2 separate regions of the Mus musculus genome follow, and region 2 is linked to region 1. A link is a loop called in an ENCODE intact Hi-C map of the cell type or tissue named here. Cell type or tissue: left cerebral cortex. All regions are shown on one strand. Each heading gives the region's core, and the rest is flanking DNA. Links, peaks and the distances in the headings are about the cores only. Region 1 holds the start of Gm40194 (a long non-coding RNA gene). Region 2 overlaps Spns3 (spinster homolog 3).

Evidence for each region. Hi-C counts contacts between places; a loop is a spot of excess contacts. Peaks named below come from ENCODE experiments on the same cell type or tissue, not always from the same donor. Only the 100,000 strongest peaks of a DNase experiment are listed, where the experiment ranks them.
Region 2: a loop joins it to region 1, with 1.8 times the contacts of the local background. A loop is called at or near these places in 5 of 42 quality-filtered maps.

The regions. Positions count from the first base shown.
Region 1 is chr11:72,447,178-72,463,068 of GRCm38, forward strand. Mybbp1a (MYB binding protein (P160) 1a) reads left to right here. Exons shown (of 26, transcript NM_016776.3): 15 at 1-123; 16 at 376-462; 17 at 553-705; 18 at 779-949; 19 at 1,040-1,200; 20 at 1,555-1,786; 21 at 1,866-1,997; 22 at 2,084-2,152; 23 at 2,543-2,656; 24 at 2,816-2,917; 25 at 3,449-3,597; 26 at 3,700-4,593. The coding sequence ends at 4,297. Spns2 (spinster homolog 2) reads right to left here. Exons shown (of 13, transcript NM_153060.3): 4 at 11,725-11,876; 5 at 11,456-11,522; 6 at 10,028-10,170; 7 at 9,598-9,750; 8 at 9,323-9,512; 9 at 9,126-9,191; 10 at 7,123-7,221; 11 at 6,877-7,040; 12 at 6,377-6,423; 13 at 4,461-5,938. The coding sequence ends at 6,381. Gm40194 (a long non-coding RNA gene) reads left to right here and starts at 10,205. Exons shown (of 2, transcript XR_879994.3): 1 at 10,205-11,206; 2 at 14,263-14,640. In left cerebral cortex, for the core only: no CTCF peak of the experiment used is centred there; DNase peaks (open chromatin) are centred at 7,433 and 8,733; H3K27ac peaks cover 4,534 bases.
Region 2 is chr11:72,529,179-72,545,069 of GRCm38, forward strand. Spns3 (spinster homolog 3) reads right to left here. Exons shown (of 12, transcript NM_029932.3): 3 at 11,237-11,373; 4 at 9,857-10,008; 5 at 9,146-9,212; 6 at 7,993-8,141; 7 at 7,350-7,502; 8 at 356-545. Among named protein-coding and RNA genes, the nearest start is that of Spns3, 13 kb to the right of the region's middle. In left cerebral cortex, for the core only: a CTCF peak has its summit at 6,554 (motif pointing left); a DNase peak (open chromatin) is centred at 9,127.

The sequences.
Region 1 (15,891 bases), core at 3,861-11,860:
ATGGTGGAGATCTTGCTGTCCTTGCTGGCTCAACCCAGCAACTTGATGCGCCAGGTGGTCCGGAGTGTATTTGGTCATATCTGTCCCCACCTTACTCCACGTTGTCTGCAGCTAATCCTGGCTGTGAGTTGGGGCCTTTGGAGAAATAGATTGTAAGATGGGTCTACTGATATGTGGGAGTATGTGACGTCTTCTGTACCTCTGCACCTCAAAGTGCTACATGCCGCCATCCCCACAGGCCGTTCAAGGGACACTCCTCTTTTCCTCCCTGGGGTGGTGGGGGCCTTTGGCCAACATAGAAGAGACTTTCAGGGGTGACCTAAGGAGAGTATGAAGTTGGGGCAGCAAGTACAGTGGTGGTCTGGAACTTCTCAGGTGCTCAGCCCTGTGACAAACGAGGATGAGGATGACAACGTGGTGGTCACTGATGACGCTGATGAGAAGCAGCTGCAGCATGGAGAGGTACTCACCAGAGGGCGCTTGGTAGGGCGGGTATCTGGACATAGTCTCTTAGTGTCATCAAAAAGGTGTCTTACCTCTTCCCACCCATAGGACGAAGACTCAGATAATGAGGACAATAAGAACTCAGAGAGTGACATGGACAGTGAGGATGGGGAAGAAAGTGAAGAGGAGGACCGTGACAAAGATGTGGACCCAGGCTTCCGTCAACAGTTGATGGAAGTGTTAAAAGCTGGGAATGCATTGGTGAGCAGGACCCAGGGGAGAGGGGGTTTGTCCAGCCATTTAAGGGTCGGCTGATGGCTCTGCTGTGTCTCAGGGTGGAGTGGACAACGAGGAGGAGGAGGAGCTTGGGGATGAGGCCATGATGGCCCTGGACCAGAACCTGGCCAGCCTATTTAAAGAGCAGAAGATGCGCATCCAGGCCCGGAATGAGGAGAAAAACAAGCTACAGAAGGAGAAGAAGCTCCGACGGGACTTCCAAATCAGGGTGAGTGTACTGGTAGTTGCCATGCACCCTGAGCTGTTCCTGCCTCTCCCATGTTTCTGCATGAGCTGACTCTTAGCCTTTTGGCCACAGGCACTAGACCTGATCGAGGTGCTGGTGACCAAGCAGCCTGAGCACCCCCTGATCCTGGAACTACTTGAGCCACTGCTGAACGTGATCCAGCACAGCATGCGCAGCAAAGGCTCCACCAAGCAGGAGCAGGACCTCCTGCACAAGACCGCCCGCATCTTCATGTGAGTGCACACGAGTTACCCACCCCTGGGTTCTCACGCTTGCGGCTTCCTGTGCATAGAGGAGAGGTCCCATCCCAGCCATCACTGTTAGAATAGTTGGGGATTCCGACAAGCCCACTCTGTTCCTGTCTCTGAGGACATAGAACTTCATCTTACTTTACAGAGGCCAGAAGCCACTGTCCCACAAGACAGATACACGTAGGAGAGGAGGGACACTTTAGAGGCATCAAGTTTCTGTCCATCTCTAAGCTGGTTTCCTAACTTAGCAACGTGACTTGGGGCTGCTCTTTGCTGTACTTGACAGAGCAAAGTAGAGAGACACCTTTTGACCAACTTTGCCTTTCCTGCCCATAGGCACCACCTGTGTCGTGCCCGCCGCTACTGCCACGAGGTGGGGCCGTGTGCAGAGGCTCTGCATGCCCAGGTGGAGAGGCTTGTGCAGCAGGCTGGCAGCCAGGCTGATGCCTCTGTCGCCCTATACTATTTCAATGCCTCTCTGTACCTGCTGCGAGTCCTCAAGGGCAACACCAATAAGAGGCACCAAGATGGTCATAAGTTACACGGAGCTGACACAGAGGACTCAGAGGTGAGCCAGGGTCAGCCCTGCTCAAGACTCTCCCTCAGCCTTCTCCCTGCTCCCAGTCTCACCCCAGCTCTCTCACCAGGACCAGGCTGCTAACTGCTTAGACTTGGACTTTGTGACCCGGGTGTATTCAGCATCACTGGAATCTCTTCTGACCAAGCGTAACAGCTCACTTACGGTCCCCATGTTCCTCAGCCTCTTCTCCAGATACCCAGTAAGTATGGGAGCCAGCCTGTCTGTTGGGAACTCTACCCAGCCCAGTCCCCAGCTAATGGCCTCTTGTCCTTCCCCAATCCCTAGGTGATCTGTAAGAACCTGCTTCCCGTCCTGGCTCAGCATGTGGCTGGCCCATCTCGGCCCCGCCATCAGGTAAGGGGCTGTCAGAAACACCTGGACAGTCTTCTCACTTGAGAGGCCTGCGTCACTGACCTTGGCTGTGCTCGTGCTGTAACTCGTGATTGGCACAGAGGAACTGGAGGAACCTTGCTCTCTGGCCTGCATAAGAGGGCTTCCCTTGTCGGCTTAGATGCCAGGGCTATCAGACAGGCTAGAGGGAGATCAACATGAGGTCGATCTTGCTTCTATCCAGTTGGGACCACTGCCTCTCCAGGCCTCGGCAACCCTTTTCCCACATAAGAAGAGAGAAATTGATGATTGTAAGGCCTAGCACATGCAGCCTTCTCTAAGTTTCTGTGAGTTCCTGAGTCTTGACCTGACATACTGGGGTTCCTACTGACTATTACATTCGCCTTGATGCAGGCCCAGGCATGCCTGATGCTCCAGAAGACTCTGTCTGCACGAGAGCTGAGAGTCTGTTTTGAGGATCCTGAGTGGGAGCAGCTGATTACCCAACTCTTGGGAAAGGCCACCCAGGTAATAGCTGTGAAGCCCCCACCCATGAACTTGTCCCAGGTTTCTGGTAACCAGATTGCTTGGAACACATTTCCTCCTCCTGGGCCACTGTTAGGTGTGGGATGTAGAAAGGCCTTGGGCTGTTCTCAGGGGTGTCTCAGTGTTGGCCTTCCTCTGTAGACCCTGCAGACTCTTGGGGAGGCACAGAGCAAGGGGGAGCACCAGAAGGAGCTATCCATCTTGGAGCTGCTGAACACTCTGTTGAGGACAGTCAATCACGAGGTAAGGCAGCTGCCCGGTAATCAGTGCCCAGGTGGAATGGGCAGCAGTTCTGACAGTAGTCCTCCCGGGGGTGGGGGGATCTCCAGAGGAGTGTGGCCTGGGAGCCACATGAAGGTTCCAAGGGGAGGATTCTGGCCTTTTAAAAGATTAAATGCTACTGGACCTGGTAGATTGGGAGGGAGGCTGTGTTACTGTGTGCCAGAAAGAAAACTGAGATGTTAGTAATCAGTGAGAGGGGCTAGAGATGAGGCTCAGAATAGAGGGGCAAGAGTTACTCATGAGCCATCAGGATAGAGGGCCAGAAGACCACTGGAGATGGGCAGGTGGCTGAAGAACTACAAAAGCAGAGACCCAGGACCCTGGCTATGGAATGGGAGTCAGTGCCAGTGGTCCTTGCTTCCTCCACAACCAAGGGACTAGTGATGTAAGGACAGAAATGGTTAAGGGACTCAGGAGCCACTGGGAAGACCCAAATGCTGGCGAGAGGCCATGTCACCACCACTGCTACTCCAGCCTGCCTTTCCTCTGCAGAAGCTGTCTGTGGACCTCACTGCTCCCTTGGGCGTGCTTCAGAGCAAGCAACAGAAGCTGCAGCAAAGCCTGCAGCAGGGGAATCACTCATCTGGCTCCAATCGCCTCTATGATCTCTACTGGCAGGCCATGAGGATGCTAGGAGTCCAGTATGTTCTGGGAGAGGGACCAGCATTGGGCATGTGGCTAAAAGGACTCTCCCTCCAACCAATACTGCACACACACACACTGTTCTGTATCCTTCCTTACAGACGTCCAAAGTCAGAAAAGAAGAATGCCAAGGATATTCCTAGTGACACCCAGAGCCCCGTCAGCACAAAGCGGAAGAAAAAGGGATTCTTGCCAGAGACCAAGAAGCGAAAGAAACTTAAATCTGAGGGCACCACACCAGAAAAGAATGCTGCGTCACAGCAGGATGCAGTGACAGAGGGTGCCATGCCTGCTGCCACTGGTAAAGACCAGCCCCCCAGCACAGGCAAGAAGAAAAGGAAGAGGGTAAAGGCCAGCACCCCATCCCAGGTGAATGGGATAACTGGGGCCAAGAGTCCAGCTCCCAGTAACCCCACCCTAAGCCCCAGCACCCCTGCCAAGACCCCAAAACTGCAGAAGAAAAAAGAGAAGCTGTCACAGGTGAATGGAGCCACTCCTGTGTCCCCCATAGAGCCTGAAAGCAAAAAGCATCATCAGGAGGCACTCAGCACAAAGGAGGTCATAAGAAAGTCCCCCCACCCCCAGTCTGCCCTGCCAAAGAAAAGAGCAAGGCTGTCTCTGGTGAGCAGGAGCCCCAGCCTGTTACAGAGTGGGGTCAAGAAAAGGAGAGTGGCCAGCAGGAGAGTGCAGACACCTTGAGTGTGTATAGTCTGTTTCCCTGCCCTAGAGACTCCTATTTTTTCACCAATATTTTAATAAACAATCCATGATGCTATATGACGCCAATCTCTGACTCAACCTTCCAGGGTTAGGGCCCGTGTGCCCTTCCCTTCCCCAGGTTGTTCCACTGGAGAGCCACCAAAACATTTAAATAGGTTTATTTATTCATTTACAAGAGGAATATATATTTGGCTTCTCTCTTAAGACTTTGAGATTCACAATCAGCAGCTCTAAAAAATAAAGGAGCAGTTCAGCTTCCGGAAGGAAGAGGAGGCAACACTTGGACCTGGTTCTTGTACAACAAGAAAACATTGCTAGGGCCCCTGCTGGGGTTAGGGTGGGAGCCAGGCTGGTCTTTAGGGATAGCACCCTCTGCAAACCCACGCCCAAACCCCCAGGGTGCCCCAGAGTTTGGTGGGGTGGGTACCACTAACTAACACCACTGAAGCCACAGCAAGTGGGATACAGCCACAGGGACTGTTGTTACCCAAGCTGGTTCTGGAAGTTTCCTGCAAGTTGTAATGGTACCCCAGGACCAGAGCCACCTTGGTTACAGCGTGCAAGGAGTGTAAAGCTGGGGATAAGTGCCCAAAGGTGACTAAGGTGGCTGCAGGGGAGTGAGGGGTTGTGTGTGTGGGGGAAGTGTGATCAAAGGCTGGGGTGAAGGCCCGGCCCCAAGAGTCAGTTGGGGTATGATACCTATAGGCACTGGTGGGCAATCTCCAGCAGTTTTATACCCTAGGCCAAGTAGTGTGGACAGCTGGGTAAGTCCTTTAGCATCTTATCTGACTCCTCATTGGAAAGGACTCTTGGGTCATCCTGCATCCTGTAGGATGAGGTGGCTTCTGGGGTACTGTAGGAGTTGGGGGGCTGGGGTAAGAAAAGGTCAAGTTCTCAGCCTACCACCAGGGCCTTCACCCCCTAGTGCCGCAGCTTTCTTTAAGGGGGTGCTCCCACCTGAGAAAACCTCCAGGCAAAGAACTAGCTGAAGACAGCAGAGATGGTATCCTGGGAGACTGTCCCAGCCAGAAACACCCAAAAGTGGATACCCAGCTACATATGCCAGGCAGAATTTGCTGTTCCCAAGGTTAGAGCCTAAGAGTGGGGAAGTGGTCCCCATACACCAGAGCCTTTGGCAGACCTCAGAACTGGAACTGAGGTCCCGAGACCTGAGCCATGTCTTCTGTGTATAGCCCAGGACCTGTTTCTTCAAAGCTGTGGAGTGTGCCTTGCATGGCACACAATGGAGGAAGCTCCAGCTCCTTGTTTCTACTGTCGAAGGAGGACGGCAGTGGCTCCCTCAAGATCATATGAGCTAAGGGCAGGCCAGAATCTCCCCAAATCCCTGCTGCACGGTGGCTTCTATCTTGGCCCTCCAGTCCCCAGCCAGGGCTGGAGTTGTGTCCAACTGAGTGGTTCCAGCACACACAGCCTTCCAGGCTAACTGAGGATGCGGCTTCTTCTTGAAGATAGGGCCACTCAGTCCTGGCGGTCCCAGGCCAAAGAGGGTGGGTACCCAACTGTGAGTTACACAGGAAGCTTTGGGACCGTCCTGCCGGTCCAGGATGCTGGAGAACCTCTCCCAACCTAAACTGCAGTTCATTGCTGTCCCAGCGGCACCTGTGGGAAGGGGTCAGGTCAGAGGTGGAGCTTTGGGTATTGTTCCAAAGCTGGCTTCCTCAGCTTTCTCCCGCCATTCCTGTGAACTTGGGGCTCTGATCCTTGTTTAACATTACCAGAAAGCTAAAGCTTCCAGGGCTAGGCCACTGGGAAGGTCAGAGACCTACACCCTTGTCCAGGAGGATTTAGGAAGACAGCAGGACCTGGCAAGTTCCAGTGCTGACCTATGCTCCCGGCCCTTCCAGGGAGGGGAGGGCACTGATTTACTGGAAGAAGGCAGCTCCCACAAATCCACAGATTCCGTGACAACATTTCAGAGGAAGAGGGCAGACCCAGGGTAGAGGGCGTGTGCTAGGGGAAGAGATGGTTTGGAAGGTGTTTTGTTCCCTGTTCCTTCAGGGCCACTCCTCCCACAGGAGTTTCCTGGCCTGCACTCACCACCTCAGACTTTCACGGATGCAGGAGGCATCACCAGCTGGTTCACCCTGAGGGAGAGACGGGCGGGGGTCAGGGTGGTACATCAGCGGGGACTGGGCCCAGGCACGGCTCTGGCACATCGAATCACTGGGGCCGGTAGACCGGAGGCGCTGGGCAGGGACCTCGTCAGCCCCAGGGGGGAGGTGGGAAAACCCAGGGGGAGGGAGAAGAGAGAGAGAGAGGAATAGAGAAAAGAGGAGAAAGAAGTCAGAAAGTGAGAGAAGGGGATGGGTCTCCCAGCTCTAAAACCCTGAGAGGAACTCCAGAGAAAAACCCATATCTACAGCTACCACAAAAGGGCCTTTGGGCCTACAACATACAAGCTAGGGCCTGGGAAGACTGGTCCTGGCCTCCAACAAATCACCTAGCCCTGGAAGTACAGAGTAACTCACTCTCTCCACACTAGGGTAAAAGCTGTCACAGTCCCTGCTTCACAGTGCGCCCACCCCAACCCTACTCACTGCTGCTCAGCCTTGGCACGGTCGCTGAGGAAGAAGAGAGCAGTGGCAAGGAAGAACATGCCACCCAGGACCACGACAAAAGGGCACAGCATGAGGGCATAGCCCAGGCTCAGGAACTCCCAGAGCGGGGAGTCCTTGGTGCTCTGGCGGATTAGGTCCGAGATCTGTGGAGATTGGGGTATGGGTGTCAGGACAGGACTATCTCCTGCGCCCCACACCAGGCCAGCCCCACCCCCAGCCACTCACAAAGCCAATGAGGTAGGGGCTTCCAGCGTCCCCCAGCAGATGGGAGGTGAAGCTCTGCAGGGCCACAGCAGTGGCTCGCCGAGTGGGGATGACCACATACTGGAGGAGAAAGGGCAGGTCAGGGCTAGAAGATCCATGCACGAGGCTCATCCCTGTGGCTAGGACACTTCTGAAACCCCCACAGCCTCAGCTTCCTGTCCTGGTATCTTCACTCCTCCCACCCAGCCCTGAACTTCCCTGCCCACCATGTAGGATTGGCAGCTCATCCCCAGCGATGGGAATCCGCACCTCCCTCCCTAGCACATTCAGCCATGAAGCACAATTTGGGTATCAGTTGGCATAGATCTTCAGACCAGAGCTCTTGGAGCATGGAGGAGCTGAGTTCAAAGGCCTGGAGGTGCTTTTTCTTTCTTTCCTGTTTAACCCGGGCTGAGCTCAGGTTGCTCTGCTCCTGGAGAGAACCTTCCGTTCTGAGGGCTCACATGTGGAGGTGTATAACTTCTAGACACAGAGTTCCAGCTTCTAGGCTTCCTGCCTTTCCCTTCTACAAGCTAAACACCTGTCTTGGTTCCCTTCTTTGAGGACTCGGCAAGGATGAGGCCGGCTGAGGTGGAGAGGATATGAACTAGAATCCTACCCCCAAAGCGCCTCTACTTGACACCGGCTAAGAACCACCAGGCCCCAGGTCGCCCTGCGCTAGACAGAATAGGCCCTGACCTTATGGGATCGAAGATTAGAGAGACTAGGACACACAGTACCAGGTACCCCTGGCCACGAGCTCCAGCCACTCTCACTGTCCATGACATCCATCATTGTGTACAGTGGCAGCAGCTGGCACCCTCAAAGTACCCTGCTGGTGGTGATAAGACAGGGAGGGATCTAGATCTAAGGATATTGCATGGCCCCATTTCCACCACTAATTAGTCACTTAGCTGGGACACTTTGTAAAACTGGGACATGATTTCCCTGGGACCCAGACCCTGCCAACAGTTCTCGGGGGACTGATGGGGAGGAGTTGTCAGGGGAGGCCATGCTGCCCAGCACCAAAGACACTTGCTTCAGTCTTGCCACCCTTCTCACTCAAGGGTTATGTAGTGACCTGTCCCTGCCCAGCCCCTTGGTGAGGCACTTAGCTGAGTCCTCCCCACCACCTCTCCATGGCTTATACATGGTTAGGAAACAGGCATTGGTGGGAGACACAGGTATGTGGGAAAGCATAGAGTGAAGCATGGCAGATTTCCTGAAAGGGAGGGACTACAAAGGCCCCCAGACCCTGGCCTCCTGGCCTGAGCACCAGCCCCTAAGCATGCCTAGGGCATTTATTCCCCTGTCCCACACTTCTCCCACTCCATCTCCAGTCCTTTGTAGTCTCCTGACTCCCATCTAGAGATTTCCCAAAGGACCAAGGGCAGGAGTCACACTCGCTCCTGACATCCCCACCCCCCATTTCACTCAGAGCTACAAGTCACTAGGCCCACAGCCCCTCCCCTGTTCCTCCTGTCCCCACCCAGGAACACAAGCCTGAGCAGGCTGCTCAGACAGCCCTTTGTTTCTGGCCTGCTGGTCTGGAGGCCATTGTTGGACCCGTAAAGACAGCCTCTGTCTGTCCAGCCAGCCGCAGGCACTCGGCAGGCACGCCTGGGACCCAGCCTAGGACCCAGCCTGAGCTGGCAAAGCAGAATGCTAGGACACTCAATGGCTGGGGGGAGGAGTCCTGGCAGGCAGAACCACCTCAGTGCCAGCCTGGCACTACCAGCCTCCTAGCCACAACCTGAGACTAGAGACAACCATGCCCCTGCCCCTCAATATCTACCTGCTCAATTCTGTTTCCAGGCCTCTCCCAGATCCGACCCCTGTATATCCGCCGTCCCCTCCCTGCCTCTGGGTTCACCTCTCCCAGCAGCAAGTACTGCTTATTCTTCACCCACCCGCCCAAGCTACCGCAATGAAATTTAGAAGCCTGGGTCAGTCAGCCCATAGTGATTGTAGCCTTCTTGGCTTACCATGAGGATGTCTGCAGTGATGGCCCAGTTAGAAAACAGCAGTGTCTCTCCAACAAAAATGCAGATCTATTCACAGAGAAGAAAGCAACCATGGAGGGCACAGGGCAGGGACACAGGACCCTCCCTATGGGGGACAGAGGGTCCAGCAAGTCAGACTGCACCTCTAGCCCATCTTCCCCAACCTCCTGTGGACTCACATAAGCGCCTACAATGCTGGTCTTGGCAGCCACAAAGATGAGGCAGATGAAGATGGCGGATCCCAGCATGCCCACAGCACACACCAATGGGTCAGCACGTTGAGTCCGCAGGCGGCACCAACGAGTGGCTCCCGCGCCCGTGACTACGCCCAGGAAGCCAGTAAAGCAGGTAATGGCTCCAAAGATGAGGCTGTGGGGACAAAAGACAGCAGAGTGTGGTTTGAGCAAGGCTAAGGTTGAGACAGAGGCATCTGTCCCTTGGGTCCAGGCTTTACCTGTCTTTGGCTCCACAGGGCGGGCTGTTGCAAGTCTCTGCTGTCTTTTGTACAACTTGAGCACGGTGAAGATAGAGGGGAATCCACATGCCCAGGGCCCCTGTGGCGAAGGACACAGCGGATGTGGCCAGGGAGGAGAAGACGTAACTGCGGCTGGGGAGAATCCAGGGAGGGAAACTGAGCTGGGGCAGCAGGCAGCCCTTACACCAGGGCCCAGGAGGCAGCCTATTCCCCTCTAGCCAGCTACCTGCTCCTTCCCCAAACAGAAATGCGCTTTCTCAGGCCCAGCTGAGGGTTCAGGATGCAGGAACAATAAACTCTCAGGCCAAAATGTCATTCAGCACTACGGGCAGTGTAGACGGCAGGTGAGTGTGGTGGGCGTGCTCTCAGCCACGCCTCCTCCCACCACACCCTGTGTGGTAGCACTCACTTTCGGATCAGGGCCTTCATGTCTCGAAGCCAGGAGGTCCGTGCTTTGAGCTGCCCCCCAAGTTGATCAGCATGGCCTCTCTTAGTGGCTGGGACCAAGATGAGGATGAGTGTTCCTGTGATCATGCCCAGGACGGGGGAAACCTGATAGGATGGGAAACGTGAAGTTTGAATGCTGTCTATGCTGCATAGGAGGGCCCAGGCAACTTACCTGGGCTCCGGGCCCTTTTACTAGGCTAATAATCTCTGCCCAGCTGAGTAACAGAAAGGCTGAGCAAAGCCCCTGGGGATGAGGCCAGGGGAAGGGTTAGAGGGCTCAAAGTGGACAGTCCAGACCAAAGGCAGGGCAGGAAAACAAGTTCAAGGAAGACTGACAGACTTCAGGGATGGAGGAAAGGAGGAGGGAAAAAAGAGAAGAGGAGGAAGAAGAGGGAAGGAGGTAGGTGAGGGAGAGGTGGCTAACCAGATGGATGAAGAAGAGATGGGAGAGCAAACAGATGGATAGATAGACATACTCATGCATGGATGGATGGACAAGTAGATGAATGGGTAGATGGGTAGCCAGGAGAGACAGGCAGGCAGATGAAAAGCATAGGAAATGACGTCTTTGAGCAGAAGAGTTTGTCTGTTGGGGTAGAGAGCCATATACCCATCTGCCTGATCCTTGGGGTAGGAGTGTTCCAAGGTGTGTCCCTCAAACACTGATGTTAGGGAAGGGCTGACCAGACAGGTGGCCTGTTCTTTACAGGGCCCTGTGGGTCTTCCCTGTGTCCGGCCTCACGTTAAGCATGGAATCCCCAGGCCTCTCTACACAGCCCCGTAGAAAAGAGAAAGCTTGACTCCTTGTGGGCTGGGGAACTCTTCTGCATGTAAGCCCGCCCCTATCCGAGGGCTAACCCCCTCTCCCATTATGAAATTCCACGGTGGCTGCTTCCTTCCTGCTTTTGAGGAAAAAACACTTTGTCTTGAGCTTCCGCTCCTCTGAGAGACGGGGGATCTCTGTTTCCTCCGATTGCACTGTCCTGGGGCCTTGGTGACTTGCCCCAACCCTCCAACAGAACAGGAAGTGGCTCCAGACCCTAAGGGCCCCCACACAGAGGCCCTGTCCCAACCTCGCCCTAGCACAGAACCAGCACTGGAAGCAGGAAGCTGCGCTGTGGACCTGGAATTTCCTGACATGGTGAGAGAATCCTCATCGTCTCTAATCCCGGGGCTTGGGGGAGGGTTCCAACCCTGGACTGCGGCCCTGGGGATGACAGGACTGTCTAACTCTCCTGATACCTCAGTCTGGGCTGATCTAAGGAGACAAGACCTAGAGCCCAGGCTAGTGAGGGAGGAAGCCTGAAGGTCAAAGCCTGGTCTCTGAGTGGGGCTGTTCTCTGGAGAGGGGGAAGACTGGAGTAGGGACTGGAGGGGACCTAGGCCTTACCCGCAGGGCCCAATGCCAGTCTCCAGCTGCCTGCTTCACGCTGGAACCTGTGATATAGCCCAGGCCACTGCAGATAAGACAGACACATGTCAGACCCAGCAGCTAGACTGAGTGGGAAGTTCTTGCTTTCTTCCTGCCCAGCCAGCCTGTGGAAGAGCTGGTCCAGGAGTCTTCTACAGCTGCCAGCGTCCATGTCTGCTTAACACAGGGTTGGTAAATTCTAGGGAACCTTGGTACTCTTCCCCCTAATTGTGGCAGTTCACACTTACCTGCCCAGGGGGATGGCAAAATAGAAGACAGATAGCATCAATGTGCGTGTGTTCTTGGTAAACAAGTCGCCAATGATGGTGGGTGCTATGGTGGAGTAGCTGGCTTCACCAATACCTACTAGCCCTCGGGACAGGACTAGTAGCCAGAAGTACTGTGGAGGAGAACAGAGAATTCTGGAGGACCGGCCATTCCTAGGCTTGCTCAACCCTATCCCATTATACCCCAGCCCTGGCAGGGTCCAAGAACCAGCAGAGAGGATGAGACCAGGACTAGCCTCAGCAGTGATCATAGTCACAGGCTATACAGGGCCCTGAAACACCCCTCAAAATGATGGACCTGACTGGGATGGATTCTTCCTAGGCTGGGAGAAGCCAGGGCTCTGGGTTCCCAGAAGCACTGGAGGCTGTGTCCACTTGGGGCATCTTTGCCTCTCTGGCCTCACTTCAGGATTCAAAAATCACCATTGCTCTGTGCCCCTCCTCTAAGCAGGAAGGCTGGACCAAACCTGACCACACTGAGGACCCTGTATATGTGTTTGGGGGTGGGGGGGTGGGCATGGACACCTAGTGGGCTCCTCTCTGATATACACCTCAAAGGCCAGCAATGGGGAAAGGGTATGACCATGCCGGCTGTCAGTGTCCAAACCCTTTGGTGGACCTGGCCCACAGCTGCCTAGGGCCTGAGAACCCAGACTGGTCATAGTTTCCCTGCCCCACCCTTACCACCCATTCAGCCAGCACTGCCCGAATGCATCTCTCCCGTGCTGTCCCTGTTGTTTCTCTCCAGCCATCTTCTGCCACCTCTCTGGCTCCTGGCTGTCTCTGCTTGGGGCTGCTGACCTTGACCCCATTTCAGGCTCCCTGGTTCCTGGTGTTCCTTCCCCTGCAGGTCAACTGTTCACAGCCTTTGCCTATTTTCCTATTGGGTCGTCTTGTCTTTTTGTATGGATTGATATGAGCTTCTTCTACATCGCAGGCTGAGATCCTTTGTCATCTGTCACCACTGTTCTCAGTTCTTTGTTTACCCAGTTTCACTATTCACAGGCTTCTTGATATCTAATTTGATGCTGTCAAGTCTTGGTTTTTGTTTTTGTTTTTGTTTTCCCTCCATGCCTTGTTCAAGAAAGCCTACTCTAGCCCCAAAGTACAAAACATCCTCTTCTGTTTCATGCTTGGAACCCGTTGGAGAGAGACATCAGTCTTCTCAGCTGCGAGCATGCTAAGGCAACTCTGTCCCCGCCCCACACAGGGGCCCCCAGACTGATGCTGTCTCTGCCCTATGCTGCACATGGAAGTCCCAAGAAGCAGCACTCAGTGTCCTCTGTGCTTCAAAGGGACAGAAAGGGGCCGTTCCATGCTGTGGTTTGGAGCTTCTTTCTCTGTGTGTAGCTCTGACTGTCCTGGAACTCTTTGTAGACCAGCCTGGCCTTGAACTCACAGAGACTCCTGTGCCTCCCAAGTGCTGGGACTAAAGGCGTGTGCCACCACCACTCAGTATACTCCACTTTTTTTTTTTTTTTAAATCTCACCATGTGCTTCATTGTTTTTTGAGATATAAGAATGGTGTTTGGCATTGAGCAAGTCCGTTCTTCCACTAGTCACTCCATATGAGTACATCTTGGGTGTCTTCTCGGGCCCAGAGCTGGGCATTTAAAAAAAAAATTTTATTTAATATATGTTGAGTGCTCTATCTGAATGTACAACTGTATGCCAGAAGAGGGCATAAGATCACATTATAGATGGTTGTGAGCCAGCTACCATGTGGTTGCTGGGAATTGAACTCAGGACCTCTGGAAGAGCATTCAGCGCTTTTAACTCCTGAGCCATCTCCCCAGCTCCCCCACACCCAGTGGTGGGCATCTGACTGATTTTCTTCTGTCCTTCCTTCGTTCCTTCGTTCTTTCCTTCCTTCTTTCCTCCCTCCCTCCCTTCCTCCTTCCCTTTTTTCTGTGTGTGTGCACACAAGAAGTGTGTGCATGAGTGTGTGCAGGTATACATAGAAGTCAGGAGTCAATGTTGGATGTATCTTCTATTATTGCTCTCTATTGTTTTGTTTTGGTTTGATTTGTTTGAAATAGCGTGTCTCACTGAACCTGGAGCCCACCAATTCAGCTAGACTGGTTGGTCAGTGAGCCCCCAGGAGCCAGCTGTCCCCACTCTCCCAGGCCTGGGGTTGCAGTAGCACACCACCACACTTGGCTTTTACACAGACTGCTGGGAATCGAACTCAGAGCCTCGCCCTTGCACAGCAAGTACTCCTATCCGATGAGCCATCTTTCCGGCATCTCTGTTTTTATTTTATTTTTAAAAAGATTTTTTAAAATAAGATGTATGCAAGTGTATTTATGTGTCATGTGTGTGTGTGTGGTGCAGTACCAGAGGCCAGAAAGGAAGTTAGATTCCCTGGAGTCAGATGCACAGGTGGTTAAGAGCCACCCTGTATGGGGAGTGGGAACCAAAGTTGGGTTTTCTGGAAAAGCAGTAAGCACCCCTAACCATTGAACCATCTTTTCATTTTTTTTTTTCCTTTCTCCCTAGGAGGATCCTCACACTTGTTTGTCCACATGCTGGAGTTTTTCTTGGCTGTGTCCCTCCAGACAGAAGCTGGGCCATGTAGGGACACAGCAGGAATTTACAGTATCTTGCCATTCTGATCTCCAGAGTCTCTGCCAATTTACACTCCCACCAACAGCTAGGCGGCTGGGCTTCCCCACAGCTGTACTAACACTTGGTATTGTCAGCCTTTTTAATTGTTGCCAATCTGATGGGTGTGAAATGGCATCTCATTGTTGTTTTGCTTTGCATTTCTCTGATTCCTGCAGAGGCTGAGATATCTCTTCTTCCACTGGTTGGCCACTGGGCATGTTTTGGAATGTTCTGGAATGCCTTGACAACACTTTGTTTATTTTCTTATCAGCTATTGTCTTTTTCTTGTTGGTTTATAGTTAGGTTTCTCCGTCTTGCTTTAGCTTTCACTTCCCCATTTGAAGTTTACTCTGCAGCGTGGTTGACGTAGTATCATAATTGATTTCTCAGTCATGGAGGCCATTCCTTTTCCCTGGAGCCGCTGGTGAGAGATGTGCCCTCAGCCAGCACTGGCTCCCCACTCCCCAGGGCCTTGCTTCATGGATCAATCATTACTTAGTCTGCCCCTTGGCGGATTTAGCCAGAATGGCCATTGTTTGACAACTGATAGGGCAAACCCCACTCACTGCTACTTTTCATTCTTTTTGGCTGCTTGAAGCAATTTCTCTGCCAAATTAACTTTAAAATCACATTGCCAATGACCCCCAAAGTCCCTGTGGTGCTTGGATGGTTATCACAAAGAGTTTTTACAAAGCAACTGAATCTGTTACAAAGCAAGTGATCTGTTTCTCTCTTTGCCTCTGCTTATCTCTTCTCCCTACACAGAGGGCATCAAGACCTAGACTCATTGATCAGTCTCAGAAGCAGGCCCAGGGGGCCAGCCAGGGGCAGGGCAAGGCTCTGAGGGCTCCTGACTTGGTCCTTTGTTTCTATGGTGATGGAGCTGAGCCTGGAATTGTCCTGGGCTTGACCCACCTCCCTAAAACAAAGATAGCTCTGCAGACCCACTTGGAAGCATCAGGCTCTTCCAGGCCCAGTGCTGCCTCAGGAGGAAAGACTGGGCCTCAGGCCTGGCACTCAAGGCCCTCCTTGACCTGGTCCCTACCTTTCTTTCCAGCCACGATACCCTTCTCTTTCTCTCAACACAACCCACTGTCCCTACATCTTTGAGTATGGCCCCTGTCTGGGCTCTCTTCAATATAAGTACTGGCTTCCCAGTCACTTCCAGGAAGCCCTTCCTGGAACCCACAGAAGGCAAGGGGACAGTTCCTCTTCAGTGTTTGGCCCTTATTACATCTTGAAGGCTGTGAGCATGAAACATCTGCTACATCTACCCACCCCTGTCTCTCAAGGGCAGAGATGGACAGAAAGCTCCTACGGATGGACATTGGTTCTTCTTCCTCCATCGCTCTCATCATGTGGCTGGCTACTCCTAGTCATGAGAAGCTCACTGCCCTCATGAGACTACACAGGCCTTCTTGAAAAAAATAAACAGAAAGGAGGATTTTCTGGATTTTGGCCATGCTCCATGTCAGACATTCATCAACTAAGTTGCTTCCCATGGAGGACCAGCCTGAATAG
Region 2 (15,891 bases), core at 2,829-10,828, 81 kb after region 1:
TTCAAGCAAGGTCTGCGCCAGCCATGACCAAACTTTCTCATCTAGAACTCGGAGAACATTCCCCTGCCTCCATAGGCTCACACCACACCCTAGGACAACTACCCCTATCTCTATCCAGACTGTCAGCCAGGAGTCCAGAGGGACTCAGTTCAGAGCCAGAAAGGAGCTTGAGACCAAATCTAGTCCCTGCCTGTTTTCTAGGGAGCTCTCTGTGAGCCTCTGTACAGTTACTGCGAAATGGGGCTAGAGAGATAGTCTGGAAGGAGTGGCCAGTGCAAATACCACAAAAACACAGTTAGTGTGCACCTGTGTCCTCAAGGGCTTCCCACCCATTCCCAGAGGGGACCTCACTTACATAGGAGGCCAGGAGGGTCCGTGAGGCCAAGATGAGAGCCAGGTAGAGGCAGGGAGCTGTGGCAAACAGACTAGAAGCACAGATGAGGGGCTCAGCCCTGGGGTTCACCTTCTTGTACCTTCTTGAGGCCTCTGCCCCCAGCATGACACCAATAATACCAGTTGCCACGGTCAGTGCCCCAAAAATCAGGCTGATAGGAAAGAGCAGAGAGGACTGGGTCAGACCTGCATCGCATCGCTGCCTCTGGGCCAGGTTACCTAACCCAGTTACATGATCTGGTACCATGCGGCAGGAAACAAGCCCAGAACTGTAGCTAGAAAGCTGAGGCCCGTTAACCTTGTAGGAACCTCCACCCAGGAACATTCACAGTGGCCTTCTCTATCTCTCACCACTCCAGAAGCCCCACTCAGAAATCTTAATTTTAGAGCCCCACCCATCCTTACTGCTTAGATGACTGGTATGTATTGACTCCCGTGATTCATAGCTCTTGTCTGGGCACTACACACATTCACCATTTTCATCGTTAATTTGGGGGTTTGTTTGTTTGTCTGTTTTTTGAGATAGGCTCTTGCTATGCCTTGGCTAGCCTAGAACACACTTTGTAGACCAGGCTGGCCTCTAACTCACAGAGATCCACCTGCCTCTGCCTCCTGAATGCTGGGATCACAGATGTGCTCCACCATGCCTGCATATTCAGCTGCTGAATCTCATCCATCTGCACCCTGCCTCCGCATCCTTCCAAGCATCCCCATCAGCACTACCTCTCCCACCCACTCTTGTACCCACTTCAGCACTGTCCGGCTCTGACAGAGACTCTCTCTACACAGGCCCTCAGAAAGTGCTTCTTAAGACACGGTGGACTGTGTTCCTTACTACTCTCTGACCAAATCCTCTCACTGCTCTCAGACACCCAGAGATCTGGGCCCAGCCTCCTAGTCCTCAGGCCCCAGCTCTGCTCTTTTCTTCCCCTGCCCCTACCCCTGTGCATACTTTCATTCCTGCATCTGGAACACTCTGCAGTAGCTTTCTCTGACTTCGTTCCAGAATTCCCAAATGCACATACGCAAAGCTGAGAAAGGACAAGGCCAGTATCAGACAGCTACTAGATACAGAGCCAGGATCCGCACAGACACTATGCTTCTTCTACTCCATTCAAGCTCTTGTTAAAGGAGTTCCAAGGTCTCACTGAGACAGTGACTGGTATGGACTGACAGCTAAATCCAACCAGGCTCTCCCAACCCTTCAGTGGCTCTCTGATGTCCTCTTTACAAGCCCCTGGCCAACATGATGGCCCAATGGGACTGGTCCTACTGACCACTGTAGCCTCCTCTCTCAGGCCCTCATCCACTTTGCACAAATGACAGAATTCTCTGAGTCAGTCTCATGATTTCTGGCCAGCCTCTCTGCCTTTCTCTGCACTGTTCTCTGGAGACACATGCCTGCCTCCCCCCTGCCCCTGCTGTGTCCTTTCTCAGACATCAAAATTATGGAGTTATGTGAAATGGCCAGAGTCCAACTATTACCCCCATGGGGGCTGAGGAGGATGGCTCAGTCAATCAAGTGCTTTGCTACTCAAGCACAAAGACCTGAGTTCAATCCCCAGCATCAGCATACATGACAGACGTGATGATGTCATGCTTTTATAATCCCAGCACTGGGAAGGTAGAGATGGGCAGACCGGTGAGGCTTTCTGGCCGGCCAGCCCAGCCCAGAAATCAAGGAGGACAGCTCCTGAGCCGTGACACTGAGGTTAACTATTGGCATCCAAATACATACATACACCCACACTCAGGGAAAGAATGTGACATGTGGGCTGGCAAGATGGCCCAGCAGGTAAAGAGGCTTGCTGCCAATTCTAGTAATCTAAGTTTGATCCCCGTGACTCACAAGATAGAAGGAGAGAAATGACTTCAAGTTGTTCTCCAGTCTCCACACACATATGAAAACACACACACACACATACACTCACACAGTAACAGGTTTATTTTATTTTATTTTTATCTTATGGGTGTGGGTGTTTTGCCTGCAGTTATTATGTCTGTACACCACATACATTCCTGGTGACAGTGGAGGCCAGAGAGGACATCCGAGCCCCTGGTACTAGAGTTACAGACCATTATGAGCCACCATGTGGGTATTGGAAACCAAACTCAGGTCCTCTGGAATATCATCCAGTGCTCTTAACCACTGAGCCATCTCTCCAGCCCTTGTAACACTATTTAAAGTAAATAAATGTTGAAACAAATGTAGCCATGCAAACCTGGATATCAGCAAACTGAGGGCAGTAGCCCTGCCAACAGCCTCATGCGCCATCTATCCCACAAGCTGGGAACTGATGAGTGTGCTCTCTCTATGCTTCAGGGAACATGGGAGCCAAAGAAGTCAGGAACTTGCCTTAGGTTGTCTGACACAGCCTTTAGAGGTTCCCAGCCCTGTCTCACCAAGCAGAAGCAAGCCTGCATTTCCCTGAGCCATGTAATACTCCCCACAAACCTCCCAGTCAAGTGATGTCCATCCCCGAGTGTCACTCTGAGCCATCCGTGGTGGGCTCTGAAGATCTTTGAGAGACTTGGGTTGATTAATCTTCCTGCCTGGGCTGATTAACTTTTTGGTCGATTCGACACAAACTAGGCAGAGTCCTATATGCAAGTGAGGTTGGAGGAGAGTGTTCAGCAGCCTCAACTGAGAGGATACCTCAATCAGATTGGCTACAGGCAAGTCTGTGGGGCATGCTCTTTCTTTTTTCCAAGTCAGGGTCTCACTATGCAGCTCTGTATGTTCTGGAACTGTGTAGTCCAGGCTGGCCTCAAACTCACGGAGATCCACCTGCCTCGCCTCTGCCTCTGCCCCTCTGCCTCTGCCCCTCTGCCCCTCTGCCTCCTGCCTCTCTGCCTCTCTCAGCCTCTCTCTGCCTCTCTCTGCCTCTCTGCCTCTCTGCCTCTCTGCCTCCTCTGCCTCTCTGCCTCTCTGCCTCTCTGCCTCTCTGCCTCTCTCTCTGCCTCTGCCTCTGCCCCCCAAGTGTTGGGATTAAAGGTATGTACCACTGTGCCAGCTCTTTTTTGTTTTTTAATATTTGTTTTTGTTTGTGTGTTGTTTGTTTGAGACAGGGCCTCACTATGTAACTCTAGCTGTCCTGGAACTCACTATGTCGACCAGGTTGGTCTCAAACTCAAACAAATTGGCCTTCTCAGTACTGGGATTAAAGGCATGCACTACCACTCCTGGTTTATTTGTTTATTTGTGTGTGTGTGTGTGTGTGTGTGTGTGTGTGTGTGTGTGTATGTATACCTGTGTATATATGTATGTCCATAGAGGCCAGAAGAGGGCACTGGATCCCTGCACCCCTTGGGGCTTGAACTAAAGACAGTTGTGAGCTGCTAGGAACCAAACCCAGATTCTCTGTAAGAGCAGCAAGTGTTCTTAAACACTGAGCCATTCCTCCAGCCTCTGGCATCTTCTTGATTAAGGATTGCTGTGGGAAGGAACTGGACCACCCCAAGCAGGTGATCCTGGGTTATGTAAGAAAGCAGGCTGAGCAAGCCAACGGGGAGCAAGCCAGTAAGTATCTTCCTCCATGACTCTGCCTCAGTTCCTGCCTCCCACCCCCACCCCCGATTCCTGCTCCCATTCCTGCCCTGATTTCTCTCAGTGATGGACTGTGACAAGGAAGCGGAAGAGGAAATAAACACTTCCTTTCCACAAGATGCTTCTGGATATGTGTTTCCACATCAATAGAGCAAGCTAGGACACAGCCTCTCCCTCACATGCTGATTCCAACCAAGGAAGATGGAGTAACCCCAACTCAAGGATTTCCTACCAGCCTTCCATGGGCTAAAATCATAACTTCACAAGATTTTCCAGTCTCTGGAACCTTCTAGGGAGGAACATACTTTGCAGCTATTAGAACCTATCCTGGAATGGCCACCCTCCCTTAGTCAGGTAAGCCCTGAAAGTAGTCACTGGGGCGACCTCCAGCCCAGAAAGAAGAGGATGTATCATGTGAGCTTAAAAGCAGAGGTTAGAGAGCTGTGGCCAAGAAAGGCTACCAACCACAAGGATGAGGAGAGACCAAGCTCCACAGAACTCTGAGGGAGCGTGACCCTGCAGGCACCTTGACTTGGGCCCACTGGAAGTCTCACCTCCAAAATCATAACAAAACTAATTTCTGGGCTCATTGTTTTACTTTTTTGAGATGCAGTGTCTCTGTGTGTAGCCCTGGCTGTCTCGGAACTCTCTCTGTAGACCAGGCTGGCCTTGAACTCAGAGATCTGCTTGCCTTTACCTCTCAAGTGCTGGGATTAAAGGCGTGAGCCACCACTGCCCAGCAATTTCGGGTTTTTTGTTTGTTTGTTTGTTTGTTTGTTTTAATTGGGCTTTTTTTTTAAGTACTGGATCTGGAACTCAGAGCACGTGCTCTATCAGCTCAAATGCCCTTTCCTTTTGTTTTCTTTTCTTTCTTTCTCTTTCCTTCTGTTTTTGTTTGTTTGTTTTGCCTCATGCTAGCCACATACTCCCTGTATCTCTGAATATGACCTTGAGCCTTATATATATATCATAAGCATGTACATATATGTATGTATGTACGTATGTATGTATGTATGTATGTGGTGCCATAGCGCACAAGTGAAGGTCAGGCGACAACCTATGGGAGTCAGTTCTCTCCTTCTACTCTGTAGGTTTCCAGGTCATCCGTCTTGACAGTGCGTGCCTCTACCCACTGAGCCACCTTGCAGGCTTCACCCTTGAAATTCCGGATCCTCTTGCCTCCTCCTCCCAAGTGCTAGGATTAAAGGTGTGAGCCACTGTGCTGACTTTGTGCAATTCTGGAGTCGAATGCAGGGCCTCATGCACTCCAGGAAAGCTCTCTACTCCTGAGTCACATCCCCAGCCCAGGCCCACATTTCTGTTGTTTTAGACCATTAAGTGTGTGGCCATTTATCAAGCATAAGAAACAAATAACGTCCACCGGTTCTCGCACAGATGGTGTGAAGGAAGGGGCACTAAGCCAGCAAGTGGGAGCTGAGCAGAGACAATGGGTTTTGTGAGGACCAACACCTGGAGCTGTCATCCTTTGGGCTGCTTAGAAATCTGTCTTTGCCACCAGAGAGGACAATGGCATAGGGAAGCAAGGCAAATCTCACATCTCCACGTGTTTATTCACAAGAGTTCTCTCTCTGCACCTCCTATATGCCAGAAAGCCCTGCCAGCTGGGGGTGGAAGGGACAATGTACAAGTCACTGACAGCACCGGGTAGTCTTCAATGGCAACAGGACACGGGGCTTCAGAGCCACAGCTACAGGGTTAGATAGGTTTGAATCCTGCCTACTCCTTGTTAGCTGTGTGAACTTAGACAAGTCACTTAATCTGTATGATCTTCTACCTCATTTGTAATTCAGAGACAGTATGAAAACCTTCCTCTACAGGTTCTTTATGTAAAATGTTTGGCATTAGGTTAGGCCTGAAGCAGACATTTTGAGCTGGAGGTGTGGCTCTGCGATAGAGCCCTTGACTAAAATCTGCAAATGAGAAGCTGGGAGTGTCCCTCATTAGTGGAGCATTTGCCTAGAATTCACCACAAAGAACACTTGCCTAGAGAGTGCCAGGCCTTGGGTTTGATCCTCAGGATGACAAAATAAAGAAATTTAATAAGGACTGGAGAGATGGCTCTGCAGTTACGAAACCTGACTGCTCTTCCAGAGGTCCTGAGTTCAATTCCCAGCAACCACATGGTGGCTCACAACCATCTGTAACAGGATCTGACACCCTCTTCTGGTGTCTCTGAAGAAAGCAACAGTGTACTCACATTAAATAAATAAATAAATAAATAAATAAATAGAAAAAGAAAGAGAAATGTAATAAATAATGATGAAGAAAAGGAAAGAAACTATGGGCAGACATCATACTGGGGCAGAAGCGCAGACATCCGAGGAACCACACAAGCTCCCTCTGGGCACCAGGGAGTAAAGCAGAGGCAAAGAAAGGAGGCTGGAGAAGAGGAAGAAGACACTTGTGTGACCAACAGAGGACCCAGCAGAGGGGAGGATAGGGCTTTAGAAGTTCAAGGAGAGCCTGGAGGATGCTCAACGGTTAAGAGCACAGGCTGATTTTGCAAAGGATCAGATTCTCAGCATCCACACGATCAATCACCAACATCTGTAAATGCCAGTTCTGGGGAATCTGATGCCCTCTGCTGGCCTCCTCAGGCACTGCATGCATGTGGTGTACAGACAAACATGCTAGCAAAATACCAATATACAGACATTTAAAAGTCTAAGAAACTAGTGGGGCAAGATCAAAGACAACAAAGGGATACAGGGGAGAGAGCATGACACCAGGGATAGGGGCAAGGAATCGGGGTATCAAGGAGGAGAGGAGACAAGGGAGGTGGGCCTAGGAGATGTTCTTGACTCCTGTCAGGAGTTAACTGGAGTCACTGGAGAACCTGGCAAGAGGTTGTGGGGATAGCAGAGGAGCCCAGCAGAGCCAGAGGACTGGCCAGGCAGGAAGTGAAGTGACACCTCTAAGAGAGAGCGAGACCCCCTTCCACCCATCAGCAATTCTCCTGGGTGTCTAGATGCACTGATGGGTCAGAGAAGAAATGAACACATCCCAAACATCCCTAAGTCAGAGACATGAAGAATCTCCCCAGTGCCTCAATTTGCAATCTGCAAAATGGGTTGACGTCACGGAAGATACTTGGGCCCCTTGAAGGGCAAAGGGTAATCACCTAAGACTCCTTATCGTCCCCCTTAAGCCCCACAGAAGCCTCATATCCTTCTCCCTCTGATGCCTTCTGAACCCCCACAATGGCCACAGAGTAGGAAGACAGGGATTGATTCCAGAACCCAGGCTCATTCAAAGCTGGAAACTTAAGCCCGCTCTTGCGTCCAAACCTCAGCCATCTTCACAGATTGCCTGAAGGACTGAAGCGGGGCTCACAGCCTCCTGAGAACTGCCACATGAACCAGGCCAGTGCCCTCCAGCCCATCCTCACCTGTCCTGGCTGTGGCACTGCTCCTGGAAGCAGGGGAGCTGCAGGCCATGCACCACGCGAGCTTCAAACAGAAACTTGGGTGCCCAGAAGCCCAGAGCACCAGTCACAAAGGCTATGGCTGTCACTCCAAGGGTTGAAAACACAAAACTCCAGCTGCAAGAGAAAGTGTCCTGGCTGAGGTCAAGATAGGGCCAGGGCTACAAGTGCCTGACCACCGCCCCAGGCATGCAGGATGCAGCCTTCCTAACGATCCGAGCTGCCCTCATGTTCCATGCTGCGGTGACTCATGAGGCCTGAGAGCACAGTGAGGCCTGCTTCCCTTCAAGACCCGAGACAGCTCATGTTGCTCTCGTAGAGCTTGAAGGGTTGGTCAACAAACTCCAGCAGCTTAGGGAAGCAGGAGGGGCTGGAAAAATACATCCAGTGGATAAATGAACACGGCACAAGGCTCACACAGCCTGCCCTGTTCTCAGCCACTCTTCTGCTACATCCAGAGGGGCATTTCAGTTGGAGAGTAGAGCTCAGAGAAGGAAGAGGGCCATGGACGATGAGACAACCCTAGCTGGAGTCAGAGATGGAGGTTGGAGTCGTTGGGCCAGACAGGGGTTTCTTAGGACTTGCAGCAGAGTCCAGGGACACTTACTTTCTCCCCAAGTATCTGACATCCTCACACCAGCTGCTCCTCGGAGCCCTCACAGCCACTTCTCCCTGTTTCTCAGCTGCTCCTCGGGGTACGTCTGGAACCAGCAAGATGAGCAGAGCCAAGGCCATGGCATCCAAGCAGGGCATGAGCTAGGGAAGGAAGGCCGTGGCGCTCAGGACCAAAGTCTACCACAGCTAGGAGACGGGAGATGACTGGCCACAGGGTCTGACTCTACTCTAGCCTTGGCTCCAAGATGCTGGCTATCTGTAGAGCTGTCCATAATGCTAGTCCTCGCCCTTATAGAGACAGTATAGCCTCTCTAACCAGAGTCATTTCCTTGGTACAAAATCATTGCCCTCCTGCCCAGTACACACTCCCCTCTACTGGGAGCAGGGAGCCTAAGACGATTGAAACGGGGAGCTCAGACCACAAGCCCTTTCCTTGGCTTATGCATTCATTTGCCACCCCAGTTCTACCCTGCCATCCTCTCCTGGCACCTCTGCCCATATGACATGGATCTCACTACATAGTCTGGGGCAGCTTCAAATAGCTCAGAACATGAGAAGGCTCCTGTTCAAGGCAAATCAGGCCAGATTCCTTGAAGCCTTTTCTTGCCTCAGGCTTCTATCTCTGCCTTCCATGACAGTTCAGCAGAGATCTGCATGCAGGACCAAGCTCCAGGCCCCTCTACTACCCAGTTCCCTCCTCTTCTGAGTAGTCCAATCCCTGATCTAATGAGAGCCACAAACCAAGGGGTGCCCAGGTATGGTCCCAGTTGTCCTGACTCCACTTCCAAGTCTCCCAGATGGCTGTTCTGTGCCTGGGCTAGCCTGGAATTTTCTCCTTCTTGCTCAAATAACCCTTAAGAGTCCATAGGTAGCTTTAACTTTGACAGCAAGGGAAGCCTAGGCCCCAAACAAGGAGGCAATTTGTTTAAGGCCACACAGCCAACAAACAGAGCAGTTGGAATTTGACCTCAAGGTCGCAATTTCCATAGCCCATATTTCCCATGAGGCCCCAATGGGACAGCAACCAACACCCCCCACCCCCCATGGCGTCAGGTACTAAGCCAAGTGGCTAAGGCCACAGCAGACTGGAAAGTCCCAGTCGGCCCAGGGGGTAAATGTAGGGACAAAAAGGAAGTGAAACTCACTCGGAGGGCCCATCGCCAGTTCCCTGTCAGCTCCGCCACAGTTGATCCCAGCACATAGCCCAGACCACTGCAACAGCGGGAGCAAGAGAGACAGTAGTGAGGGACGGAAGGCAGGGTTCAAGGCAGATTGACTGCAAGGAACTGGCTCCCCTACCCAGGGAGACAGTTCTCTGCAGCCTCTGAGCCCATTCCCCAAGAAAGGTTAAGTTTTGTGCTACCCTAGGTCTGACCCCTAGTGACCTCTGGCTCCTAGCCAAGGCCCTGTGGCATTCCTTCCACATAAAGATCTGCATATCCCACCACCAACCCCACCCCTAGCTTCCAAAGCCCAGCTCAGATTCAGCCAGGTTCAGGAAAAGAGGGTCAGAACTCAGGGGCCTCCCTGTAGGGCTGTAAAGTACACTTCTCCACTGGTCTCCCAGAGCTGCCCTCCCCAGTGAGGCCACACTGCCTCTTCTCACTTCCAGGAGTGTCCTGAGATCCAGGAGCAATGTCATCATCGCTAACCTCCCCCTAGCCCTTTGAGTGGCAGCATTGTCCCCATGTATACACCCAAGGAAACAGGCTCAGAGAAAGGAAGGGAAGAGCAATGGTGGAATTCAGATTCCAGTCCTCCCGGTTTGATCTTTTCTATGCCCAGCACAGCCCCTGTTCTGATTCCTTCAGCCTCAGTTTACCTCTTGGGGAAGTGGGTCCAGGAGTGATACCAACCTTCCAACAGGGATGAAGATGTAAAAGACAGCCAGTGCACAGGTCCGCTGGTCCTTCACGAAGAGGTCTCCCAGGACAGTGGGTGCAATGGTGGAATAGCTTGCTGCACCGGTACCCACGAATCCCCGGGACAGGAAGAAGAGCCAGGAATACTGGATAAGCCAGCACAAGACCATGGTGAGCTCTAGAGATTTCCCATGAGATGAGGGGCCAGGGGGCGTAAAAGGGACCTCGTGACAAAGGCCCATAGGGAAGGAGGCACAAACCAGGACTGCAAGTGTCCCTCCACTCTCAACTCCAGATTCCCCAAATCACATGGGTTTATAGCCTCCTGGTGTTTATAACCACTGCTTGCCCAGACCATAGGGGAGCCCTTCCTCTGGGTCTCTTTGCCAGGACAGTTTTCTAAAACAGTACCTATGACACCTTCCACCCCCACCCCCACAGACCACCAGAGTGAGAAGTAAAATGGAGGGCCAAAAAGCCTCCAGTTAAGAAAGTCTAACAGGTTGGATGTAGTGGTGCATGCCTTTAATCACAAACACTCAAGAGGCAGAGGCAGGCAGATGTCTGTGGATTTAAGAATAGCTTTACAAAGCAAGTTCCAGGACAACCAGAGCTACACAGAGAAACTCTGCCTCTAAAAAAAAAAAGAAGAAGAAGAAGAAGAAGAAGAAGAAGAAGAAGAAGAAGAAGAAGAAGAAGAAGAAGAAGAAGAAGAGAAAATGAAAAAGGAAGGAAAGAAAGAGAGAGAGAGAGAGAGAGAGAGAAAGAGAGAGAGAGAGAGGAAGGAAGGAAGGAAGGAAGAAAGGAAGGAAGGAAGGAAGGAAGGAAGGAAGGAAGGAAGGAAGGAAGGAAGGAAGGAAGACCATCTAAAAGACCATCTAAAAGGCCAGGTGGACATGACATGCCTCATGCCTTTGATTTCAGTACTTGGAAGGTAGAGACAGGTAGATTTCTGTTAGTTCAAGACCAGTTTCTTCTATTTGAAGATACCAACTCAGCCAGAGCTACACAGTGAGACACTGTCTCAAAAACAACAGCTGGGTATAGTGACACACACCTTTAATCCATTACTAGGGAGGCAGAAGCAGGCAGATCTCTGTGAATTCGAGACCAGCTTGGTGTACATAGTGCATTTCAGGACAGACAGTGCTATATAGAGAGCTCCTGTCTCAAGAAAATTAAAATAAAGACAACAACAAAGAATATCTAATAGCCTCCCTACTCAGGCTTAGAGGCTGTACCACAGCTCTCCTCCTGGCCTTGGCTGTACAATCTCTGAGCTGGCTTGGGCCAGAAGGAAGCTCTGAGACAGCTGGATCAGGGAGGAAGCAGATGAGGAAGGCCCCAGGGACTGGACAAGGATGTAGACCCTACCTGGTAGGAGATGAAGGAGCTGGAGAGGCCAGCCCCTGACCACAGCAGGATCCCGAAGCTCAGTATGGCTTTGCGGTTGTATCGGTCACCCAGGTAGCCAAACACAGGTGCAGACACCAGCAGGCAGCTGATGAAGACTGAAGAAGACACACAAGAGACAGCCTGGAACCACCAAGAGGGTGGCTGGGCAGTCAGCCCTGCTGGCCCAAGGAGGAGGCCTGGCACAGAAGCCACAAGCTGGCACCTTGGCAATGGGCCCAGAACAAAAGAAGGAAGAGATAAAAAGTTAAGTCTCCTATTCCGGGTCCATTATACAATCCACAGCCCAGAGTATACGGCACTGGGTATGGACCAAATCTCAGCTCTGCCTCACTTTGCTGTGTGGCCTCTGAGCACGTCTTGGGAAGCTGACACTCTCCCTGAGTAAAAGGAATATAGTCACCAGCACAGAGTGAATGCTAGCCGTGTGGATTTACAAGAATGCATGGCTTCTGTGGGGTTGGGTATGGGAACTGATCCATTCTGTCATTTACACATCTGCTGCTGGGAAAGAGGATAGGGATGTCAGCTCTTAGGACCAGCAGAGGGGGAGCCTAAAACAAGCACATGGACTTCAAACCAGAGATGGTGCAGGAGACTGGGTGTGCTGCTGGTACATGCACTAGTCTCCACACCAATACCTGTGTCTAAACCAAGATCTCCTGTACCTTAGGATGGCCTTGAACTTGCTATCTGGCCAAGAATAACCTTAAGCTTCTGATTCTCCCGTCTCTACCTCCCGATTGCTGGTGCAAAGCTGGGGATAGAACCCAGAGCTTTGTACATCCTATGCAAGCACCCTACCAAGAGAACTACATCTCCAGCCCTTCTGTACCACATCCAGTCAGGTAGCCACACTTGTAATTCCAGGACTCAGGAAGCTGAGGCAAAGGGACCAAAAGTTCAAGAGCAACCTGAGTTACCTTGTGATGGTGGTTTGAATATGCTCGGCCCAGGGTGTGGCACTATTAGAAGGTATGGCCCTGTTGGAGTAGGTGTGTCCTTGTTGGAGTAGGTATGCCACTGTGGGTGTGGGCTTTAAGACCCTCATCCCAGCTGCCTGGGAGAGTGTATTCTGCTGGCAGCCTTCATCTGAAGATGGAGAACTCTCAGCTACTCCCGTGCCATGCCTGCCTGGATGCAGCCATGTTCCCACCTTGATGATAATGAACTGAACCTCTGAACGTGTAAGCCAGCCCCAAATAAATGTGGTCCTGATAAGAGTTGCCTTGGTCATGGTGTCTATTCAACACAGTAAAACCCTAACTAAGACAAAACGTTTCTCTCAAATTTTTTAACACTTTTATTATTTTGTGTGGATGGGTGTTTTCTCTGAATGCATGTATGTGTACCTCGTATATGCAATGCCCTCAGAGGCCAAAAGAGGGTGTGGGATCCCCTGGAACTGAAGTTACAGGTGGCTGTGGAGTACCTGTGTTGTGTCCTGGGGATACAACCTGTGTCCTCTGGAAGAGCAGCCAGTGCCTTAACCGATGACTCGTCACTCCAGCCTGTGACGGTGTTTGTAAAGGCTGAAGCAAGACAAGGCACTCACTGTGCTGTGTCAGCTCTTCTAAGAGAATAAAGGCTTGGCTCCGGGAAAATCTCCTCCTCCCTTGGGGGATGGATGGGAGAGCTGGCAGGCAGACAAACGGAGACTGGAACCCCACCCCACCCTTCACCTTATCGACCATCGAAAGGCCAAGACTTTAAAGGACTCTGTTTAACACTGGGTCTCCATTCGCTGATCATAGGTGATTGACATTTTCTAAGCCCAGTGAGAGGCCCAGCTCGGGTCCTAGTCCCTCCCACTCTCCCATGACCTGCTGTAGAACTTGGTTAAGCAATATGCAATTGTGAAAATTAGGCCGCTTTCGACCTATAAAACCAGCAATTTAATATGGTTCAACCTAATACTCCACAGAGAGTGATCTCCGATGTCAATGGTGTTTAAAATTTTAATAGCTACTTCCAAAATAGGGCCCCAGAAAGGCCGTATCAATTTACACTTGCATAGAAGTGCATGCTAGAGCTCTTGCCACCACTTGATATGAACTAGAATTTCATTTTTGCCATCTAATAAAAACAAATGGTATCTCGCTGATTTTTCTTGGAGACAGGGTCTGAGGCCCATGTAGCCTCTTTCTCCCTATGTAGCTGACAATGACCTTGATTCTTTCTCCTGACTCCAACTCCCAGGGATTAGAGTATATACCACTGTGCATATGCCACCCCCAGGACCCCCATACACCACTCCCCCACACCACCCCCATACACCCACATACACCATCTCATATACACCACCTCCATACACCCACACACACATCATCCCATACACTACCCTGCATATGCCACCCCTCTACACCACCTGCCATGTACTACCCTCATACACCATCCCCCTTACATCACCCCCCCATATATCACTCCCTATACATCATCCCCCATCCCCCATCCCCATGCACCACCCCCATACACCACCCCCAGTACTCCTGATGATGTTTTGTTTGTCTTCTTCTGTTAGAGACGGAGTCTCCCTATGCAACCCTGTTTGGCTTGGAGCCCACTATGTAGCCAGGCTGGCCTGGAACTCATGGAGATTCATCTGCCTCTGTCTACACAAGTTCACACCACCAATTCCAATTCACTGATGTTATTATAAATCTGTGTTGTTTTGTTCTCTCTAGAACCACTTAATCCTTCATATGCTTCAAGTTGACATTTAAAACATTTTTAGTAGTCAGGCATGACAGTACACATCTGTAGCCTCAGCTTGAGGAACTACAAGCAGAAGGACCAAGATTGAATCCAAGATCTTTTGTTTGTTTGGTTGTTGTTTTGGTTTTTTTGGGACAGGGTTTCTCTGTGTAGCCCTGGCTGTCCTGGAACTTACTCTGTGGACCAGGCTAATCTTGAACTTAGAGATCCACCTGCCCTCTTTGCCTCCTGAGTACTGAGATTAAAAGTATACACCACCATCTCCCAGTTCAAGATCATTCTTGGCTGTATAGTGAGATCAAGGTTGGCCTGAGTTACATGAGACCTTAACTCAAAACAAATAAATTAATAAAAAATTTTTGAAAGATGGATCAGTGTTACAAGCACTTTTTCTTGCAGAGGACCCAAGTTCAGTTCCCAGCACCCACATCAGGCAGCTCACAGACTGTCTGTAACTCTAGTTCCAGAGGATCCAATGCCCTCTCCTGACCTCCAAAAGCACCAAGCATACACATAGCACACATACACACATGTAAGCAGAACAGCCATATGAATAAATTAATAATAAATCTTTAAAATGAATAAAGCAAGGCATGGCGGTACATACTATTAATCCCAGCCCTCAGGAGGCAGAGGCAAGAAGAGCTCTGTGAGTTCCAGGCTAACCTGGCTCTATATAGAGACTTCCAAGCCTGCCAATGCTACATAGTGAAACCTTGTCTTAAAAAGCAAAACAAGAGGCTGGAGAGATGGCTCAGAGGTTAAGAGCACCAACTGCTCTTCCAGAGGTCCTGAGTTCAATTCCCAGAAACTACATGGTGACTCACAACCATCTGTAAAGAGATCTGATGCCCTCTTTTGGTGTGTCTGAAGACAGCTACAGTGTATTCATATACATATAATAAATAAATCTTTTTTAAAAAGCAAAACAAAATAAATGTAAATACATTTTAATAAAAATAAATAAATAAAACATTTTTATCTGAAGTTGAAGTAGCTAAAAAAACAAAAAACAAAACAACCCAATTGCATCTATGCTGATCATGCACAGACATTCCTCCTTTTTCTCAGCCCACAAATGAAGCACTGTGACAATAGCTTATGTAGATCTGTATTGGGTATCCCGAGTCATCTGGATACGACCTGAACTTAGAGGAAGATGTACTAGAGGAGCTATAAAGCTATAAACAGTATGCTTTTTTTTTTTAAAAGACAGTCTCTGTATATAGTCCTGTCTGTTCCAAAACTCACTCTGTACACCAGGCCTCAAGCTCACCTGCCTCTGCTTCCTGAGTGCCTGGATAAAACATGTGAGTCACTGCACTCAGACCCTACATCTTTTTATTTTAGACAGGATCTGTCTCACTGTGTAATACTGGCTGGCCTAGAACTCACTAAGTAGGCCAGTCTGGCCTGGAATGCCTGAGCCTTCTCAGACTGAGCAGCAGTAGGGGTCCTGGAACTGGTCCCTAGTAGATACTGAGGGATGACTTTATTTCTGTAAACAGTATATCCATCAAGCACTCTAACGGGCAGATGCAGTTCAGTTTATAGGAAAGACCGGTCATGAAACCCAAGTGGGAAAGTCAGCCCTGCTTTGCAAAACTGACCGTCAAATCAGACTGTGAGGAAACTGGTGCCTTGTCTCTTTTACAATCAAAAGCAGGGTGTTAATACTTATCTCAAAGACCGTGGTCTCATTTCTGGAGTTTAATTCCTAGAAAAGTAGCATACAGTCACGAATAGAGCCGGCTAGATAAGGCTTGGTGCCTTGCCAGGGTTAAGTGGCTTGGTGGGAAGATCATAGAATGTTTCTGTGAGTGAGCTCTCTGCACCTCAGGCCTCCCTGCAGAAGTCTTAGCAATCCCCTCTGCGTGGTACCCTGAGTTTAACAGAAAGGA